Regions from separate parts of the Homo sapiens genome. Here region 1 is linked to region 2. Evidence: chromatin loops called from intact Hi-C (ENCODE). Cell type or tissue: HCT116. All regions are shown on one strand. Links, peaks and the distances in the headings refer to the core of each region. The heading gives the core; the rest is flanking DNA. Region 1 overlaps LOC107986430 (a long non-coding RNA gene). Region 2 has its middle 200 kb from the start of MIR3977.

What was found. A loop is a pair of places that touch in the nucleus more often than their neighbours do. Peaks named below come from ENCODE experiments on the same cell type or tissue, not always from the same donor. Only the 100,000 strongest peaks of a DNase experiment are listed, where the experiment ranks them.
Region 1: it touches region 2 in a loop (2.2-fold over the local background); 1 of 110 quality-filtered maps calls a loop at or near these places.

Annotation. Positions count from the first base shown.
Region 1 is chr5:82,917,041-82,919,968 of GRCh38, reverse strand. The region is part of intron 2 of LOC107986430 (a long non-coding RNA gene); the gene reads right to left. All of the region lies in intron 2 of LOC105379051 (a long non-coding RNA gene), which reads left to right. Among named protein-coding and RNA genes, the nearest start is that of LINC01338, 59 kb to the right of the region's middle. In HCT116, for the core only: no CTCF peak of the experiment used is centred there; a DNase peak (open chromatin) is centred at 1,568; H3K27ac peaks cover 510 bases.
Region 2 is chr5:82,640,352-82,643,279 of GRCh38, reverse strand. No RefSeq gene overlaps it. Among named protein-coding and RNA genes, the nearest start is that of MIR3977, 200 kb to the left of the region's middle. In HCT116, for the core only: a CTCF peak has its summit at 1,732 (motif pointing left); a DNase peak (open chromatin) is centred at 1,729.

The sequences.
Region 1 (2,928 bases), core at 309-2,808, 280 kb before region 2:
TTTCAGCTGTGCTGCCAGAGATTGTAATTCAGGAACCAATCTCAAGCTGAGCAGAGGAAAAAATGAGATGCTTCATGAAAATGGCCAAATGTCATCACCAGCTATTTTGTGAGAAGAGCTATGTTAGGAGCCATCCACATGTAAAATGGACTTTCACCAAATTCCATCCATCTGCCGGTCATGGAAGCTCACAACATGTATGTCTCCTGAGGGAGCCTTTTCGTTTTGTGCTTTTTCTGGCACTAAGAAATACAGACACTTGTGATTTACTACTGGGCACTTATAGGAATGGAGTCAACTATTTCCTAAGAAACTCAAAGACTGAAATGAGAAATTCAGAAAATAAAAATATTTTCTGTGTTAGAAAACTATATACCAGAAAGCCTGAAAAGTGAGGCAAAGGGCACGAAATTCTGGTTAATAAGATGTTGTAGATTAGTGAGAACTTGAAAATGTTTTTGCTTCTAGTATATTTTTTGGAATTTCTAAACTATATTAGCTCCCTTTCTTACCTTAGGAATTACAGTATTGTGATCATGTGAGAAGATAGTTCTAAATATTAATAAATATTTTTAACTTCATCAAATACGTCTTTGAAGATTTCGTGTTTTGATGTTTGAGGTCATAGTACCATAACATAGAGCAGGGATGCAGCATTGAAGAATTAAAGGGCGCCAAGTTAGAAATCTAAGAATCCAACTTTATCATTTATCAATTCCATACCCTCGAGCCAGTCATTTAACCTCCAAAGTTTCAGGTACTTTAGCTGTAAAATAAATGGAAAAGGATATCTCTACCATGTTACACTCTGTATTCCTACCCAGCTCAAAAACAGGAACTTACTAATACTTCTCACCACACAGGCAAGTCTTTGGGACTGCTGTGATTTGGTTATTTGTTTGTCCTCACCCAAAGCTCATGTTGAAATTTGATCCCCAATTTGTGGTGGTGTGGTTGGGCCTAGTGGAAGATATTTGGGTCCTGGGGGCAGATTCTTCATGAAAGGCTTGGTGCTATCCTCCAGGTAATGAGTGTGCGTTCTCCTTCTGGCTAGACAGAATTAGTCCTCATGGGAATGGGTTATTTCCCTTGAGCATGGGTTGTTATAAAGAAAGAGAGGTCCCACTTCCTGTTTGGTCCCACTTCATACATGCCTGCTTCCCCTTTGACTTCCTAGGCCATGTTTTGATGCAGCACAAAAGCCCTCACCAGAAGCCAAGCAGATGCTGGTGCCATGCTTCTTGTACAACCTGCAGCACTATGAGCCAATTAAGCCTCTTTTCTTTATGAACTGTCCAGCCTCAGGCATCCCTTTACAGCACCCCAAATGGGTTAAGACAGGGATCAAGCACCAGCTATTCTCTTTACTTCTTACTTCTCCTCCTAGGAAGAAGGAATGACTTAACTGATTGAAGCAATTAGAGTCAAACATCTATTAGTCATGGTTTCTGTTTTTGGAAGAGATAATGCATCAATTGTCACTGTTTATGTGTGGTCTTTTTTTTTTTTTTTTTGAGACAAGACTTTTAGCTTTGTTGTCAATTGCTCCAGAATCAAGAAGCGGGGTGGGGCAGGGTGGGGGATAAGTCATTAACTGGTAATCTGCAGTGATCTCAACAATAATATTTGTGATGTCAGTTCCGGATCAAGAGAGTAGAATGAGCAACAAACTTCCCATCAATCTCAGGACTCCCTGGAAATCCTAGTGATTTTAAGATATATAAAAGTAACAAAAAATGGATTTCATTAACAAAGAAGATAATTGGAGAGAGTTAACATCTGAACAGAGATTCCAACACATTTTTGAAATACAGAAAGAGAATAAAAACCTATTGAAATATGAAATGGAGCAGAGCAAAGTGCAGATGCAAATCCAGTAAGAGCAGACTGCAGTGGAGGTGGAGGTGAAAGTCAGTATTCTCACTGGAGGCACCAAATGAAGTTGGCAAATGAGGCAGAAGGCAGACATGGGAAGTCGAGCAAACGGGATTATCCGGAGGTCTTTGAACCAAATTTCTCCCCAGTGCCTCTCATCCCTCTTTCCCTACACCAGCAAGTGGAATCTCCTTGATAAATAAAGTGGCTGAACTGCTTAGGCTTTTATTGGGGGTATAGAGGTTTAAAACCTCTTTGTTTTAGCATTTAGGGAAACTGCAACCTGTCAGCTGATATCCATATCACTCATATTGAAACAAAGCAGGTCGTTTAACACGCCCTTGCCTACATACATAAACTGCCAGTCAAATTTCAAAGCAGTGAAGGGGAGTTTTTGAGAAAAGACCTATTCACACAGCAGCGGAGGAAACCTACACAAATTAACTAGAATAATGAGCCCCATTCTTTATTCTTAAAAGTGATTGGATAACAAATATACATGTTATATATATATATATATATATTTATATATATATATATATATATATATATATATATATATATATATATGTATGAAAACCAAAAGCACAAAGTAAAAGACCAAATTAATAAAACAGAAAAACCAACTCTGCAGAAAACAGAAGATAACTTAATAATAACAGCATTTATATTGCACTTATTTGAAGTCAGGCATTATTCCAAGAGCTTTATATATATTAACTCATTTCTTCCTGAGAACTATCTTACAAAATATGAATTTTTACCATCTCCATTTAACAAATAAGAAAACTGAAGCACAGGGAGGTGGAATGAGTTACTGCTGTGTGAAAGGGCTGTATACGGGAAGCAGTCCCCAAATGCTGCAGGAGTTGAGAAACCAAAGAGCCATGCAGACAAATTCAGTTTGCCGATAAAGGGTGCTTCATTGAGGGAACTTGCAGACAGAAATGCGGTCTTGAGCAGCAGCAAGACAGGTAGATCTCCACACTGTTACTCCCCAGATCCAAGGCTTGTAGACCACAGGGAAAGGGTGTATGTGCTCCAGCAACACAA
Region 2 (2,928 bases), core at 178-2,677:
TTCCATTTATTTCTTGCCCACTTTAACCCCTGCCACCACTGACTTCAAGTTGCATTTATTTTAATGTGCCAAGCCTACTACAGGTGCACTATGTATATTTTAACACAGGACAAATTTGGCAAGGGAAATTTTTACATTGTATGTCAGAATATTCATCTTTTGGAGATTTGGCAGTTGCTGTAGCTATCGTTGCTTAGACTTTGAAATAAATGTAAAATGTAGTCAAAAGAGCCTAGGACTAAGAGTTGAAAGAAGTAATACAAATTGCTTGTTACTCAAGTTGCAAAATCTTTCTATGCTTCATTTTCATAAAAGACATGAAGACCATTCAGTGTCTTAATAATTACTTATGCATAATAACCCCTTGTGATAACGTTAATGAAAATTTGCCCTACCTAGCTTGTAGTGAGGACAAAGAGATAATGTTTATGAAAGTGATTTATAATCTGTAAGCACAAAGTAAACACAAACAAGATATTAACTGTGATGGCTAATTTAATGTGTCAACTTGACTAGGCCATTACGTGCCCAGATAATTGGTCAAACACTGTTCTGGTTGTGTCTGTGGGATGCTTCTGTATGAAACTAACATTTGAATTGGTAGACTGAGTAAAGTAGATTGCCCTACCCAATATGGGTGGGCCTCACCCAATCCTTTGAGTAAGGGAGAATTTGCATGCTCTCTCTGCCTAACTGTCTTTGAACTAGGATACGGATCTTCTATTGCGTTTAAACTAATTCAGACTGGAACTTGCACCACCAGTTCTCCTGGTTCTCAGGCCTCTGAACTCAGACTGGAATTATACCATTGACTCTCTGGGTCTCCAGCTTGCTGACTACTACTATCTTGGGACTTCTCAGTCTCCATAATCACATCAGCCAATTCTTTAAAATGAATGAATAAATAAATAAATATACTATTGGTTTTATCGCTGAAGAATCTTGATTAATACACTAGCTATGAAAAATATTTATTTCTTACACCCGTGAGTTGGATAATTTAAAAGAATGACTAGTGGGCAGTTGTGTCAATCAACCAGTTTCATGACAACATCTATGCCCAATGACAATCCTGAAAATTCCATACCCCTCTCCTCCACCACATCCTAAAATCACTAAAAGGACTAAAGATTCCAAGGTGGTATAGGACAATCCCAGCTAGAGCAATGCTGAATTTATTTCCAGGATAACCCATTTCCACACAGCTTGTCCTCTTGACCCTTAGACTGCTTCACAGTCACACAAAAGAAAAGAAAATGAGATTTCATAGTTTTAAAAATGAGAAATTACAAAGCACCATACTAAGCAAAAATTGCCATTATGGATCTAATTTATCTCACTGTGACAATGTCTTATAGATTTCATGTTCCTCTGGAGAAGGTTTCTGTGTGTTCCTGGTCATTATCACACTCTCACAGTGATGCTTGTCTTTGCAATAACATAGCTGTAATAATCGTACACCCTCCACTATTTTCACAGGCTTTTTGTTTTGTTTTCCTTAAACCTTCTCTAAATTAAGTATTTAAGATATTAAATGCCCTCAGTACAAAGTTAAATAAGGAGAAACCATCTGAGGCACAATCCTCATCAACGATAATGAAACAGTGTCACAGTTTTATTCACTTGTAGGATTCTATTTCTGTAATGCTTCATGTCAGACACAATGGATTAGACTCTCATTGGAAGGGAATAAAAAGGTCTAGGTTAGTCTGCCCTCTAGTGTAGCTCACTGGTTCCTAAAATAAACTGGTGAAACGTGTCCTGGAAGCTGATTGTGCAATTCTGTCAGAATGGCAAGTTGCCATCATTGCCAGCACCAGATTTTCACATCTCCCTCCTCTATGGGAGCTGCAGACTTTTCTAGCATCTAATGTTAGCTATATGACCTAATGAAAAGAAATTCATATGAAACACACCCTCCCGAACCTATGCTTGATTGAAGTCAGTGTTACATGGCAATCCTTGACCATGGTTTTTGTCAATTGTTCCTATTTCAGGAGAACACGGATACAAATTAATAAAAGGGCATGTTTTTGATTCAGAAATAAGGGTTTTAGAAAGAACTTCTGAAATAGAGCGATTTAGTCTAAGAACTGTTACTGGCATGGGCTAATCTCTTTGAGACAGTCTGGTCTATTCATATAGTAAAGCACCCTCCTCCTTGGCTGGCCCTTCTGATGGAGAGTTTGCTGCAGCATGGATCTGATGTTGGACTCCAGGGGCATTGTGAGCAAGGAAGAAACATCTCTGCATTCCCTGTTTTACACCTTCCCTTGAATTCTGATTTACAGTTAAAAACTAACGTGCCTTGGGGGATAGTTTTTGATAACTCTGCAGTTTATATTCAACTTCATAAACACCTTTTGTGTTTTATAAGAGTCTAAATTTTGCAAGTGATATGTTTGTGTAGGTCTGAAAGCATTCCTGTTAGAGATCAGTTCCAAAGCATTTCAGACAAATAAATACAATGTAAAATTATCTTCTTAAAATTTATTTTCAAGGCCCTGTGATATGTTTACCTGGAAAACTCAAATGTTTCACTTGATCCCAATCTGATCTATATTTCCCTGCTGGTTTCCACGCCCCCTTGGTCCATGCCCCAAAGCAATTTGGCTAAGTGATGATAGTCTTTTGTTTCTAGGCACCTCCTAACCACTACCAATTTCAGAAAATATCAGGTCCTGACCTTTACAAAAAAAAAAAAAAAGTTTTTGTAATTATAGATTATGTGCAAATTATATATATTTATATGCAAATACACACATAATAAGTCTGCAAAACATAAAAATGTCCTCTATTTAAATTTCTGTTGTTAAAGCAGCGGTTCAGTAGGGCTCAGTGTGATGACCCATGGAGCACACCAGCCCCCAAGAGCACCATCACAGACTTACCTGATTGATTGTTGGCATAAGGCCGTCCTTAAACCAT